Linked DNA regions of Homo sapiens: region 2 is linked to region 1. Evidence: chromatin loops called from intact Hi-C (ENCODE). Cell type or tissue: breast epithelium. All regions are shown on one strand.

Evidence for each region. A loop is a pair of places that touch in the nucleus more often than their neighbours do. Peaks named below come from ENCODE experiments on the same cell type or tissue, not always from the same donor. Only the 100,000 strongest peaks of a DNase experiment are listed, where the experiment ranks them.
Region 2: a loop joins it to region 1, with 27 times the contacts of the local background. A loop is called at or near these places in 2 of 110 quality-filtered maps.

What each region holds. Positions count from the first base shown.
Region 1 is chr7:135,188,545-135,196,544 of GRCh38, forward strand. WDR91 (WD repeat domain 91) reads right to left here. Exons shown (of 15, transcript NM_014149.4): 8 at 7,600-7,793; 9 at 6,390-6,540; 10 at 5,034-5,128; 11 at 4,687-4,855; 12 at 800-908; 13 at 1. Among named protein-coding and RNA genes, the nearest start is that of MIR6509, 15 kb to the right of the region's middle. RefSeq lists enhancers at 1-160, 201-330, 4,652-5,851. In breast epithelium, no CTCF peak of the experiment used is centred here; DNase peaks (open chromatin) are centred at 4,717 and 5,227; H3K27ac peaks cover 2,620 bases.
Region 2 is chr7:135,128,310-135,136,309 of GRCh38, forward strand. AGBL3 (AGBL carboxypeptidase 3) reads left to right here. Exons shown (of 17, transcript NM_178563.4): 17 at 6,532-7,469. The coding sequence ends at 6,952. It also overlaps a transcript of CYREN not described here and the pseudogene RNF14P4. Among named protein-coding and RNA genes, the nearest start is that of TMEM140, 16 kb to the right of the region's middle. In breast epithelium, no CTCF peak of the experiment used is centred here; no DNase peak of the experiment used is centred here.

The DNA.
Region 1 (8,000 bases):
TCTGAGGCAATGAGACACGGCCACTCACATCCTGGCCAGGGCTCTGCAGAAGGAATCTGCCTGCAGCAGGAGGCCCCCTCACCCTCTACTCAGGCTGACAGCTGTTCTGGAAGCCAAGGGCAGGCACCCAGGACCCAATGAGCGCCATAAAGCTGCCCCTGCCCAAGAGGTCAGGCTGCTTCTAAGCCTCAGAGGCAGCTTCTTTCACCAGGTCAGAAGTGAGGCTCAGGAGTCCCTGGGGGGAGCTCACCTGGGGAGCCCTAAGTCTAGGAAGACACCTGAGAAACTCCCCTCTGTAACTTCCCCATGTGCCCTGGGAATCCCCTAAAGATACAGTTGCCTTGCCCCAGCCCAGGCTCTGGGGATGTCTCCTGGGGACAGAGCCCAACCTGGGGATTTCTACACAGCATGCCAGGTGATTCTGATGTATGCCTCTGGTTAAGGAGCACTGTTCTGATGCTTTTGAGAATCAACTACCCACAGCAAGTAGGTAGGACAGCAGTACTCTTGTATGCCCTCCTGTATTTCACATGGGTGACAAGGACTCAGATGGAACAACTCAAGACTCAAGGACCGCTGAGCTCCACCCCCTCCCATGTCTATTGACACTAACTATGGGCGAGTTTATTACGGTGGGTGTTTTGAAAACGTTGACCAAAGTTAAGCTGTAGTACATGCATCTGAAGTCAGGGTTTTGCAAAAGCCTCTAGCCCAGCTGGCAAAAAAATCCAACGTCGGCAAAAAAAATTGCCTGGGAAATCTAAGGAGATCAAGGATTGCTATGAGCACACTTGCATACCAAACAGCCGGATGACGCCATCAGCTGCCCCTGTGACCAGCAGGTTCCCGTTGTGATTGAAGGCTGTACAGTTGATAGCAATGGGTTCTGGATCCAGGGAGAACTGGAGCTATTGAAATAAAACAAAAATGTCAGTAGCAGATCTTCACTCAGCCCAGGCACGCTGCTTATTCCAATGCAGACAGGTGCCCCAGACTGGGTTTTCCACCAGCTCCTCCCTTATGTAATCTGGAAATGTAGATCTGAGCCTTTGCCAAAGTGCTGTGCCAGTGACCTTCTGTGCTCTTTTGAGAACAAGTTCTCTGTGCCTAAATACATTCTGGTTTCCATAGAGAAATGATAATCCATGCTTGCTCCATTATAAAAGAAATAATACATATCTTAGCAACCTACACTTCACCCAGAATGCATTCCAAGCAAATTCTCATTGAAAAGTCTTATGCCCTCAGAAAATAACACTTCATCAACTGCCTTTGATGACAGACAACACTAATAAACCTGCCCTATGGCTCCCCACAGAAACACTCAGAAATATAGTAGCAAACAAAACCACCTCATAGAACATAATGTCTATTAATTACATAATTAATGAACACTATCATTTCAAACAATATGAAACCCTGGGAACACTAAATAATCCTCCTGAAATTAAAAATGCAAGATAGAATGTTATTTAAAATACACACAGAGTACTGAGCTAGCAAATAAAAGAATCCTCTAGGGCCACAACTAAGAGAAAGCAAGAACGCAGAGAACCAGTGCACTCCAAAGCCGGCTTTCACTATGGGGAATTAATCAGATCCAGATGACTCAAGTTCCCATTCTGCTACCCATGAGGAGCTCAGGAGCCTGGAGACAACCATGTGTGATCTGCCCAAGGTCAGGCGATAAGAAACCGTCACATGGAGCTGAGACTCCAAAGAGCTATACCTTCAGTGCAGGAATGAACTAGAAACAAACCTACTTCACAGAAAGGGATAACAAGAAAACTTACCTCCCTGCAAATTCATAACCACAAACTAGCCCTGACGTGGGAGGAACCTGGCAAAAATTAATGCAAATCCAAAGAAATGCACCTCCAACCCAGGCCTCAAAATATTCTCAGAGATACTGGCCCAAAAAACACCATGATCACAATTCATAAGAAACAGGAAAATAAGGCAAAAGGAGCCAGCACCCACAGAGACAACAGAGCAGAATCAGACCCACAAAGACTTCAGACATTAGATTTATAATGAGAACATACAAGCACATTCAATTGTTCAACAAAATAAAATAAGGAATTGAAAATATGGGTAAAAATGAGAGACTATAAACACGACAAAGCAGGTTTTAAAAAATGAAGGTGAGCTTCTAAAAATGAGAAACACAATAACTGAAATTACCATCCTAATAAATAGATGAAACAGAAGATTAGATATAGTAGAGGAGAGATTAGCAAACTGATGGATCTGAAGAAACTATTATCAAGAATGCAGCAAAGTGAAACAAAAAAGAGGAAGAGGCAAGTTCTAACACATATGGAATGGGAGTTCCAGAAGGCAAGAGATGATCAGAGAACAGCAATACTGGAAAAAATGATGACTGAGAATTTTCCAGAATTGAACAGACACAAATCCTCTGATTCAGAAAACAAATCCCAAGCAAAACTTCAAAAAAATTAATTTCAAAAGTTAAGAACCAGAAAATCCACATCCAGAGAACCAGGTAAGATTTTAAAAGCAGCCAGAGAGAAAAGACAACAAAGGAATGCCAATTACATGGAGAGCTAATGTCCCGGTCTCAGCAAAGGCAGCCAGAGGATGGACCAAGTCACAAGGTTAGGGAAGCAGTGTTCAGCCTGGAATACAAGAAGCTATTCTAGAAAAACACATATACTGTGGTTTATTCATATGGAGTCAGAAAACCTGCAAAACAAAAATTCGGTTGTTTAGGGATATATAGTAATTGACATGATAAAGTAATTTTTTAAATGTAAGGCAGGCCGGGTGCAGTGGCTCATGCCTGTAATCCTAGTACTTTGGGAAGCCCAGGTGGGTGGATCACCTGAGGTCAGGAGTTCGAGACCTGGCCAACATGGTGAAACCCCATTTCTACTAAAAATACAAAAAATTAGCTGGGTGTGGTGGTGGGCACCTGTAATCCCAGCTACTCAGGAGGTTGAGGCAGAAGAATTGCTTGAACTCAGAAGGCGGATGTTGTGCTGAGCAGAGATTGTGCCGCTGCACTCCAGCCTGGGTGACAGAGCAAGACTCCATCTCAAAAAAAAAAAAAAAAAAAAAGTAAGGCAACAGTATGACAAAATTCAAGACAGGTTCTCTCTGGAAGGGAAAAAGACCAAGACTGGGAAGGGCTACACAAGAGCTAAAAAGTATTGGTGATGTTCTGTATAAACTGTGATGGGTCTGTGGGTGCTCACTGTACTGCTTTTCTTCTCATTATACTATACACCTATGATTTCAATATGCTTTTGTATGTATTCAATGTCTAATTAAAAACTTGAAAATCACAAGTAAACATATAATTACAAATTGTAATAAGAACTTTGGAGGAAAATACAAGATGCTATGAACTAAGAGGAATTGAATTAAACTGGTGGAGAGGACAGTGGGCAGGGAGGGGCACGAGAGATAGGTCTAGAGTATGTCCCTGGAAATGCAGAGAAGTGGTCAGACTGGAAACACACTGGCAGCATTTGCTTATGGACTGACTGTGTGAGCAGAGGGAAAAAGACAGGTCTGGGAAGAACCCCAATTTCTGTTGTGTTTTTTTTTTTTTTTTTTTTTTTTTTTGAGACAGGGTCTCACTCTGTCACCCAGGCTGGAATACAGTGGCACCACATCAGCTCACTGCAGCCTCCACCTCCCAGGCTCAAGCAATTCTCTTGCCTCAGCCTCCCAAGTAGCTGGGACTACAAGTGAGCACCACCACACCTGGCTAATTTTTAAGTTTTTTGTAGAGACAAGGGCTCACTACATTGCCCAGGCTGGACTTGAACTCCTGGCCTCAAGCAATCCATCTGCCTCAGCTTCCCAAAGTGCTGGGATTACAGGCATGAGCAACTGCTCCTGGCCAAGATCCCCAATTTCTAAGTGAGGCACATTTGCCAAAGTGAGGAAAATTATGAGGGGAGGGATGGATGTGGCAAGGGGTGGAGGTCAAGAATTCGAGTGTGACCCTGACGGGCCTGAGAGGTCTGACAGACCCAAAGGGAACACAGACCACTTCTACAGGCAGATGCAGAACAGAACAAACTGAACATCTGGAACAGGAACCCACTGAAAGCAGGAGCCTTGAGCTTCCAGCAGCATCAGGAAACAATGTGTTCAACATAAAGGCCATATGACTTGTAAGCAGTGAAACGAATCATTTTAATAAGAAGTAGCACTGCCTTGGAAGGTGAGTTTAGCATCATTCAATCTCTCTGGGGCTCAGGGTGGCAGCTGCAGCATCTATTACTGTCTTGAAGGAAGGGGTCCTTGGCTCTGAGGTGGTGCCCAGGTCCCCTGGGAGCAAGTTCACAGGCTGTCTGGTCACCTCGCTTCTTACGAATCTGTATGTGTCCTTGCTACTGCTGGCTGCTGCTGCTATAATTCTCATACAATTTTAAGGTAACAGTATGTCAGAGGGAGGCACGAGTCCTCTCCTAAATAATCAACCACAGGGGCCCTCTGGTAGGTTCTGGGTGTCTTCTAAGTTTGTGGCACAATTCTGAATGACATGTCACTAACAATCTGCCCAGTTGGAGTACACTACTTTTCAACACTCAAAACTTTATTAAAAATCTGAGGAGACCAAAGCAAAAAGAGGGAAGAGGCTCTTCAGAAACCCAGGGGAATACAGAGTGTGTGCCTGGCCCCAGAGAGAGCCACAGGGCAGGCCCGTACCTGCTGCTTCATGGTTTTCGTGTCCCACAGCAGCAGCCTGCCAGGAACCTGGTTCATGCCCTTGCTGCCGATGTCTGGTGCTGAGAAGTCCACCTGGGAAGTGAGGCTCGGAGCTGCTGCCGAACAGACGAAAGAGGCCCCGTTGGGGCTGCACGCAAGAGACAGGATTCTGCAACACACATGGGCCTGGGTCAGACCCTCTGCCTGCCCACAGAGGGAGGGTGCACTTTGGTCCTGAGGCTGGATCCTGCACAGGAGATGGGGCATTAGGCTTGGGAAAGGACCAGCCCCGCGGACCACACTTGGCAGCCTGCGGCCTTGATGGTGGGGGGTAGGTTCCAGTTCACCTGGGCATGTTGTCGTTGATATTGATTTCACAGAGATTCTTCTTGGCTTCCGTGTCATAGAGACGCACTGTTCCCACACCACTGCCCAGCAAGAGCTGGAATGACAAGGGGCGGGAGGTGGGAAGGATAGCATGGAGTGAGGCTGAGTCAGGGAGGATCTCCAGAGGGGGTGAGGCTGGGCAGGCTGTGGGGGTGAGGCCCCTCCTCTACGCATCCAGGCAGTTCAGGGGAAATCTGGCTACAATGAGCCTCACTTTAAAATTAAACAAAGACGTGAGAGCTGACCTTGAACTTCTAAGCAAAACCACAAAAAGTATCTGTGGAATGGGAGAGACGCGTCACCTTGGACACATATGGAAATGTTCTGGCTGGTGAATGAGGCCCTCTGATCCTCCCTTTCTTCAGTTTGAAACCCCAGCTGTTGGAACCCTTCCTTCCCACTCTTGGTCTGCCCAGCACCCCTCCCAGCGTACTCGCTTCGGCTGCCACAGGGCCTGGGTGACTCCCATTTGCCTTTTCAGGGGACAGCTCTGGCTCTGGGTCTGTAAAGACCTCCAGAAAAAAAAATAAAAGGGGCTATCCTTGCCTTCAGGAACTTGTGACTTATTTGGTGAAAAGCTTCAAAGATAATAATAGTGCCAGAGGAAAGTGCCAGAAGCAGCCCAGGTCTGAGGGTGTCTCACAGGAATATTAGGTAGAGTGTGACCTCGGCATTCACTTGGCAAACTGGCGCTGGCACAGGGCAAGCCCTGAGGTCCTCATCCATGAGGATAATCCCTTCAGCTGCCAAAAATTATAGAAAAACAGGGTTTGCATCTTGGGCTATGTGGTATGATCCCCACAAATGAAGTAAAAGAAAAAACAGCAAGGCAATTTTACCTCCTTAACTACAAGTCCTATCTCAAATATCAAATCCAGAGGGAAGAACACTGTACTATTCCTGGGGACAATAAGACCCATGGGAACCACAAAATAGAACACCAGCCCCTCACCAGCGGAAGCCACTTCCCGTGGGGCCTGGCACGGGAGGGCGCCCACTGAAACTGCAGCTGGAAACACAGACAAATGGAGGGACAGCAGTCAGGCAGGTGGTCCCCAGGGCGGACCACCACAAACAGGAAGAAGCCGTGTGTTCCAGGCCCCCTGCAGCTCATTTCCATCTGTCAATCTGGTAACCTCCCTGTCTTCCCACAACAGGAGCCTTCTGGGCCAGTCCTGGATGTGTGTCCCTGAATCCCCAATAATGGAGAGAAGGGAGGGGAACTGGCTTGGCTGTCTTGACTCAGCCGGTGGAGAACCCTGGGGAATTCCTCCACTGAGCCAGCAAAGCGGGCCCCACAGGCCACCATTACTCACCAGTCTGTCCCGTTTGGTGGCCCATTCCAAAGACAGCAGCGGTGATTTGGAAATGGAGGATGCTTTGGTCTGCATGATGGGGTTGAAGGACCACACTTTGATGACCCCATCTACGTCTAAGCTGGCGACTCTCCTCCCAGAGCAGTCCACTCTGAGATGAGAGAAAAGGGAGGCCTGTCAGCTGGCCTCTCAGTCCCCATCCTCTTCTGCTAATGCCAAGATGATCACTTTCCTGACTTCCTTACTGTTTTAAAAAAACAATCCCTAGAGGTCTACATTCAAAGGACTGGTATAGACTATTTCTAGAAATATTCATTCATTCGTTTGTCTAAGAAATACTTATTAAGTGCCAACCATGTGCGGAGCTTTTGGTCAATTCTGGGCAAAGAGCCGTGAGCAAGAGTTGCAGGGCCCTGCCCTGAGGCCATTTGCAGTCTCTGGAGATTTAGAGCCTCCAACTCACACTCCAGAACAGCCCAAGGGCCCCAAGAGCCATCAGGGCTGTCAAAACGAGAAACCCATCTACAGCTGAAAATTATGCCCCACCAGGGTTTGTTCTTGAAAGGTTTATACTGTGCTTAAGTAAAAACTTACAAATGGTAAATTACAAATCAGGTATTTACCTAAAAGTACCATCATAAAGCAAATTAAAATTGAGTGAGTTTGGGGGGCTAAAATAAAGTGTAACTTGTTCCTAAAACTGAGAGAAACACAATTAGAAAGGGCAGAGAGGCCCGGTGCGGTGGCTTACGCCTGTAATCCCAGCACTGTGGGAGGCTGAGATGGGCAGATCACTTGAAGCCAGGAGTTCAAGACCAGCCTGGCCAACATGGTGAAACCCCGTCTCTACTACAAATATAAAAATCAGATGGGTGTGGTGGCAGGCATCTGTAATTCCAGCTACTTGGGAGGCTGAGGCACGAGAATCGCTTGAGCCTGGGAGGGCAAGGTTGCAGTGAGCCAAGATCGTGCCACTGCACTCCAGCCTAGGTGACAGAGCAAGACTCTGTCTCAATAAGGAAAAAAAAAAAAGGGCAGACAGGCTGACCAGTCCACTGGCAGCTCCAACCGACTCCCATGACTCTACTGCCATGACTGTGGCCCTCGTCCAAGCCCCCATTCTCCGCCATCTCCTGCTGGCCACACCTCCACGTGTACTGCCTGAAAATCTGAGCTTCCCAGGGTTTCCTTGGCCCCAGGCCCAACCCACCTGCAGTGCATGATGGATGAGTGGTGTTCCCCGTACTCCTCCTGTCCCAGCACAATAAAGGGCTGCTCGGGGCGGACTCCTCCACCCTCAGGGCCTGCCGAGGATGCCCGAGTCAGTGGCTCCACTGGCTCCGTGTGGAGCTCTGGGCAGGGCTCAGCCTCTGGGCCACTGGCTTCTGGTTTCTTCTCTGCACACTGTCACAAGCAGGGTGGGGACAAGTCAGCCAGGAAAGGGTCCCCCACACCAGGGTGTACACCGCAGGGGGTCTAGGCCTAGGCTGCAGCATTTTGCGGGGTTCTCGGTAATTACAGAGTGGAGAGGAGAGCTCTGACCTGCGAGGGTAGTGCTCAGCTCACCCTGGGAGAGTGCAGGGCCTGCCCTCCTGACAGCCCCTTCCTGGA
Region 2 (8,000 bases), 60 kb before region 1:
AAAAAAAAAACGAAAAAAAAAAACAAAACAACAAGGCATTTGTAAACTGTCATGGCCCTGGTGGGAGTGTAGCAGTGAGGATGATCAGAGATCACTCTCATGGTCATCTTGGTTTTGTTCCTCAGAAAATTAAATGTCAGAAGACCAAGAAGCTCAAGAGGATGAATTGCTGGCCCCAGTGAGTATTTACGATGGAGATGAATTTAGAAAAGCAGTCTGTCCAAGGTGGAGAAACCAGGATCTATTTGGATTTGCCATAGAATTTCAAGATGTTTGTGAGCGCTATCTGCTCTATGGGAAGAACACCCTGGCAGCGTGATCCCGTTTGCCTGGATGCAATTTCTTAAGGAAGAGACCCTAGTATACCTGAATATTGTCTCTCCTTTTGAGCTCAAGATTGATTCTCAGAAAAAAAGTGCAGAGAAGGACAGCTCAAGCCTCTCCCAACACAGAGCTAGATTTTGGAGGAACTTCTGGATCTGATACAGACCAAGAGGAAACTGTGGATGAGACAGCTGTGTGCAGGATGTGGAATCATTGTTAAATATGATCCAGGAAATCTTGGACTTTGATCAAGCTCAGCAGATAAAATGCTTTAATAGTAATTTGTTCCTGTGCAATATCTGTTTCTGTAAGAAGCTGGGTAGTGAATGCATGTACTTCTTGGAGTGCAGGCATGTGTACTGCAAAGACTGTCTGAAGGACTACTTTGAAATCCAGATCAGAGATGGCCAGGTTCAATGCCTCAACTGCCCAGAACCAAAGTGCCCTTCAGTGGCCACTACTGGTCAGGTCAAAGAGCTAGTGGAAGCAGAGTTATTTGCCTATTATGACTGCCTTCTCCTCCAGTCCACCTTGGACCTGATGGCAGATGTGGTGTACTGCCCCCACGCATGCTGCCAGCTGCCTGTGATGCAGGAGCCTGGCTACATCATGGGTATCTGCTCCAGCTGCAATTTTGCCTTCTGTACCTTGTGCAGGTTGACCTACCATGGGGTCTCTCCATGTAAGGTGACTGCAGAGAAATTAATAGACTTACTAAATGAATACCTGCAAGCAGATAAGGCCAATAAAAGACTTTTGGAACAAAGGTATGATAAGAGGGTGATTCAGAAGGCACTGGAAGAGATGGAAAGTAAGGAGTGGCTAGAGAAAAACTTCAAGAACTGACCATGTTGTGGAACTCCCATAGAGAAATTAGATGGATATAACAAGATGACATGTACTGGCTGTATGCAATATTTCTGTTGGATTTGCATGAGTTCTCTCTCTAGAGCAAACCCTTACAAACATTTCACTGATCCTGCTTCAACATGTCTTAAACAGCTGTTTTATGCTGTGGATGTTGATGAAGATATTTGGGAAGATGAGATTGAAGACTAGTTAACTACTGCTCAAGATATGGAAGTGGATTGGTTTTCCCTAATCTTTTGTCAAGTACACAAAGTAACCCTGCAGGATATTTAGGGTACTACTCATTCAGTCTTCCTGTGTAGAAGATATGGAAGAACAAGATTTATATTTTCATGTGGTACTACTGAAGAGGGTGCATTCATACATTTTTTAATGCAAGTTGAGAAAAATTATAAGCCAAGGGTTCAGAAAATGAAACTACAGAATATTAAATATTATAATGTGTCCAAAGCTCTGAATAGTTAAAAATTAAATATTTATTGCCTTCCCCAAGCTTTACATAAGGAGAAGAGGGGTCAAGAGTTAAACTTACAGACCCTTTGTCTCTGAGAAGCTTCCCTCTAAGACATTCTGTTGGAGTTCCCTCAGTACTACTCCTTACAACTGGGGTAGGTAGAAGCCTTATGAAAATTATACTGAGAATCTGATCTCATTTACTCCATGTTAATCACATTCTTACCAACCTAAATTTCTGCCAAGTCAGTTCTCTCTGGAGGAAGCCCTTTACTCTGTAACTGACTGGATGGTCCAGTGTCATTTTGACCTGCTTTTCAGAATGGAAATTTATAATAATTTAAAAATATGTTTTAATACCACAAACGCTATGGGGCACTTGATATTTATTAATGGTGTATATGCTCCACTGGTTTCAGGGCAAATCTAGAATTTAGTGATACTGGCTCAGAAGAATTTAAGTTCTATTCAACTTTCCTGGGTGTTAGAGCCTAGATTCAAAATGACTTGTCTTCGCTACTTTTGTTCCACATTCTCTCTCTTTACCTTTGCCCTACCTTCTGTTTGTAAGGACAGTCTTAATATTAATTCCAGCAACACATGTTTTTATTTCCTCTGCTGGAATAGGAGAAAGCTTAATAATATATTAATTTAATATAATATAATCATATTATTCATATATTCATCCCAAGCTGAATGTTCTTGAATTATCTGCATTTACCACTGTATATGCATATAGTGACAGTATAACCTGTCTATACCACTGTAGTTCCAGTCCTAATTTTCTGAATTATTTTTAAAGGTCTTCTCTAACAAGCTATGGGAATTTGGCTTCATACTCTTTTTTTGCAACAGCAGTGTTTTGGGTGATAATTTTGAATTGATAACTGTTCCTTTTTCTGGGTTTTGTTGGCCTTTTGAAAAATTGTCTTTCGTTATCGTTGGTGGGTGGCTTAGAAGCAAAGTAAAATTTTTTGGAAAAGAGAACAGAAAATTGAACTGCAGCTTGAGAACATATTGTTTTTTTCCTACTTTGTCATTGAAAATTGAAGAATTGCTTTTAACTGTTTTAGGTGTGTGTGTCCAGAGTGAGCAAGGACTATGTTTTTGGATTGTCAAAGAGGATGCTTAATCTTAAAAATAAAAATAAATTTAAAAATCATCTTGTAATTAGAAAAAAAAGGAATGAGATCATGTCTTTTCCAGGGACGTGGATGAAGCTGGAAGCCATCATCTTCAGCAAACTTAATACAGGAACAGAAAACCAAACACCACATGTTTTCACTCATAAGTGGGAGTTGAACAGTGAGAACACATGGACACATAGAGGGGAAAATCACACACCAGGGCCTGTTGCGGGGTGAGGGGTGAGGGGAGGGAACATAGAGGATGTGTCAATAGGTGCAGCAAACCACCATAGCACACATATACCTATGTAACAAACCTGCACGTTCTGCACATGTATCCTGGCTTTTTTTAGAAGAAATAAAGGAAACAAAAATTAAAAAAAAAATTCTCAAAGGAAGTAAAAATATGTATTTAAATTAATGGAAATGAAACTATAATATATTAAAATAAGTGAGATATAGCTAAAGCAGTACTGATACAGAAATTTATAGAACTAACTGCATATGCTAAAAAATGAGAAAACATCTGAAATCAATAATCTAAGCTCCCACCTCAGGGACCTATAAAAAGAAAAGCAAATAAACTCAAAGCAAGCAGAAAGAAGATAATAAAGATAAGAGCAGAAATTAATAAAATTAAAAACAGAAAAATGACACAGAAAATCAGTGAAACAACTGGTTGTTTGAACAGATCAATAAAATTGACAAACTTCTATTAATACTGACAAATAAAGAAAAAAAGACATAAATTACTAACATGAGGAATGAAACAGGATATCACTAAAAATCCTGCATACATCAAAGAGTTAATAGAAAACACTACACACAAATTTGACAACTTACAGAAAATGGATTATTTCCTCAATAAAATATGAACTACCCCAACTCATTCAATATGAAATAGAATATTTGAATACCCCTGTAACTAATAAGGAAATTGATTTCATAATTTTAAAACCCTAAAAAAGAAATCACCTGGCCTAGGTGGTTTTAGAAGAGAATTTTACTAATAAAGGAAGAATTAATACCAATTCTATACAATTTCTTCCAGAAAATAGGAGTTCTCAGTTCATTTTATGAAGCCACTGTTAGTGTGATATCAAAACCAGACAAGGGCAAAACAAAAAAGGAAATGACAGAATAAGATTTTGCATAAATATAGATTTAACAAGCTAAATCTAACAAAATATTAGCAAATAGAATTCAGCTCTAAATAAAAAGAATTATACACCATGACCAAGTGAAGTCTATTTCAGGAATTCAAGGTTAGTTTAATATTCAAAAAGTAATTGATGAAATCCTTCATATTAGCAAGCTTAAGAAGAAAAATCACAAGATCCTATTAATTGGCACAGAAATTGGTATTCGACAGAATTCAGTACCCATCCATGATAAAAAGTCTCAGAAAAACATAGGAATAAAGGGGATCTTACTCAATAAAGTCCATTCTTACCACTTGATATAGTTTGGCTGTGTCCCCACCCAAATCTCACCTTTAATTGTAATAATCCCCACGTGTCAAGGCAGGGTCAGGTGGAGATAATTGAATCACGGGAACAGTTTCCCCATACTCTTCTCGTGGTACTGAACAAGTCTCAGGAGATCCGATGGTTTTATAAATAGGAGTTCCCCTGCATAAGCTGTCTTGCGTGCCACCATGTAAGACATGACTTTGCTCCTCCTTTGCCTTCCGCCAAGATTGCGAGGCCTCCCCAGCCATGTGGAACTGTGAGTCAATTAAACCTTTTTCCTTTATAAATTACCCAGCATTGGGTATGTTTTTATTAGCAGCGTGAGAATAGAATAATACACCACTCTATTGAACATTGTGCTAGAAGTTCTAGCCACTGCAATAAGGCAATAAAAAAATAAAAAGCATACAAATCAGAAAGGAAAAAATAAAATGATCCCTACTGTGAAAGATGTTATTCTCTATGTAGAAAATCCTAATAAATTTACCAAAACACACACGCACGCATGCGTGCACACACACACACACACACACACACACACACAACCTTTAGAATTAATAAGTTATGCTAGGCCTCAGAATACAAGATAAATGTACAAAATTAATTGCTCTTCTATAAATAAGCAATGAACATGTGAACACCAAAATTACAAAATATCTCAAAAAAAATACTTGGTTTTACAGGGTTTCTATGCTGAAAAGTATACAACATGAATAAGAGAAATTTTAAAATATCTAAATGAGTGGAAAGATGTAGCATGTTCATAAATTGAAAGCCTCAATAAAGATGTCAGTTCTTCCCAGCTTAATATACAAGTTTAACACGATGCCTATCAAAATCCCAGCAAGATCTTTTGTATATATAGACAAGATTATTCCAGAATTTATCTGCCGATGCATTAAAATAGCAAAAACAATTTTGACAAACAAGGATAAAATGGGAGAGATCAGTCTATCTGATTTCAAGAACTTTTATATAGCTAGAGTAATCAAGACAGTAGTATTAGAGGAGAAATAAACATACACATCAGTGGAACTGAGGCAAAAACCAAGAAATAGACCACATAAATTTGCTCCACTGATTTTGATAGGGAATTCAAAAGCAATTCAATGGAGAAAAAAGAGACTTTTCAACAAATGGTGCTGGAACAATTGGATATCCATAGGCTAAAAAAATGAACTTTAAACTTACATCTTATACAAAAATTAACTCACAAAAAAACCTGTGTGTATAACTATTTATAAGAGCCATAAACTGGAAATAATCTATATGTCATTGAATGGATGAATTATTAAACCAACTATGGTACATTCATGTCACAGACTCAGCAATTATAATAAGGAATGAACTGCTGATGCACAAAACAACATAGATGAATCTCCAGACAATTACTCTGAGAAAAAAAAAAGCTGATCCTAGAAGGTTACATACAGTATGATTCCTTTATGCAACATTCTTAAAATAACAAAATAATATAACTTGATAATAGATTAATAATGGTTGCCAGGAATTAAGGAGGGGATGGGAAAGGAGGGAAGCAGGTACTACAAGAGGGCAACATGGGGGCAGTGTTCTCTATCTTGACTACATCAATGTCAATATCCTGATTGTGATATTGTTCTATGGTTTTGCAAGCTATTTTGGGGAAATTGGGTGAAGAGTTCATGGGATCTCTCTGTATTACTTCTCTCAAATGCAGTTAAGTCTACAGTTATCTCAAAATTTAAAAGTTTAATTGAAAGTATAGCTGAAATTCTATGGTTAAAAAATGGAATGCTAAAAAAACAGAGATTTTAAGTGGCTGCAATTATTAGTTTACAAAAGCTCCCCCGAGGAAAACTTCCCTCTCTTAGACTCACGTTGATTTTTTTACTGGTTATAGAAAAAAATCTCATAGCATATATACTGAATCCATTCTAATAGAATAAACAGAATAGATTTTTAGAGCAAACAACTACTTTACTTTTTAGTGACCATCTACTTTAACTAGATATATAGGTAAGGAGCTGGGGCCCAGAGTGGCTATTATATTAGGAAGGCTGAGGTTAGAGTAGGTATCCAAATAAACATATCCTCTAGGCATTTAGAAATACAGGATTGGAATAGTGCTAAAAAAAAAATCATGATCAGAGATGAAGACTTCTAAATGATGGTAAAATTCTTAAACTTTAAGAAGTTATGAACTTACTAAAAGGAAAAATATTATTTATACTATGACAACATACCTAGGACTACAAAGTAGGTCCATGATGGACAAAAATTCACGTATTTCATTTCTTTTCTAGACTAAATCCGGCTACTTGCAGAAATATAAAGAAATACAGCACATCTTGGACAGCACCCAGAAATCACCCTTTTGTAATCCAAGGGGATGTTATGGCAAACTCTTCAGAATGGGTCCAGTCTAAGCCCCACAGGTCATTGGAAAGTTTATCACCTCTCAAAGGCCCCAAGAAGAATAAACATTCTCAAATCTGGGCCATAAAGAATGAAGACATAAAACCTCTCAGCAGCAAGTGGGAGACTGCTTCTTCAAGCTTTGGAATGGATGCAAATGTTCTAAAATATAAGAGTCTTCAAGCTGAAGAAACTAACCAGCAAAGCTCTAAGCATACAGCCCTCCATCTAACTAAAAATAAGGATGAGCAGGCCAATAAGAATGATGGACAACCCACCTTATATCTGAAGTTCCAAAGGGAGAGTTAATCTAGCTTTATACTGCTCTGAGAACTGTGAATGAAGGATAACATATGCTTATGTAGTAAAAAGAAAAAAAGGAAAGCCCTCCCCTTCCCCTTTCCCTATCTCTCCCCTTACACATGCATATGCATAAACTAAAAATTTTAGATATCCCATCTTCTGTAGTGGGAACATCTTTCAGAGATTTAAAAAGAAATCCAGAGAAAATATGGAAAAATATTAAAGCAGATATTTATATTTAGTTTTTATCAGCATGGAAAAAAATCTCTGAAGTTTTGATTTCTTCCAAAACTACTTACACATTCGACACCAAAAAAACTTAAGAACTCAAAGTAGGAATGACATATAATATGTCACTGATTTTAACCTCCCTACTAGACACTTTAATCAATTAGTCAACAAACATCATTTCCTGATTTTCTGTTATATCATTAGTGTGCTAGGAACCATTTCTCTCTACTAGGAGATTACCACATAATTGTACAGATAAAACATACCTGAATAAAATGATTACAGAATAAGATAAAGTGTTAAGTTGTGCACTTCCAATGATTAGAAAAAATACTGTATATTAAAAGTTGCCAGTTGCACAAAGCAAAAGTGTGGCACAACATGGCACTGAAATGCATAGACTGTGGTTTAAAATAATCATTTTATTTCTCAAAATGTAGCAAAGGTGTAAAGATGTACAGTTTCCTTTACAGCGAATTGGTTTACATCTCCAGCCATTTATTCATGTGAACACTGGAATAAGTCCAGCACCTCAGTTTGTCATTCATAAGGCAGTGAGCACTGGGAGGGATTTGTGAAGGACACACAGAGGAGCAAGTATGTCAGGCAGAAGAGTCAAGATGCATGTAGTAAGTCAGAAAACAGAATCAAGCAGCCTTGAGTCATAGGTCAACAATGGCATCCATTAGAGGATGAGGCTAAGCATAAGAAGGGTCAGGTAGGAGAGGTACATTAAAAATACAGGCCACAGCCTAATTACAGCTGGGTGGAACTATGAAGATCTGGGGTTGAGTGGTCTACTCTCAACAGTATTTCTAGTAGC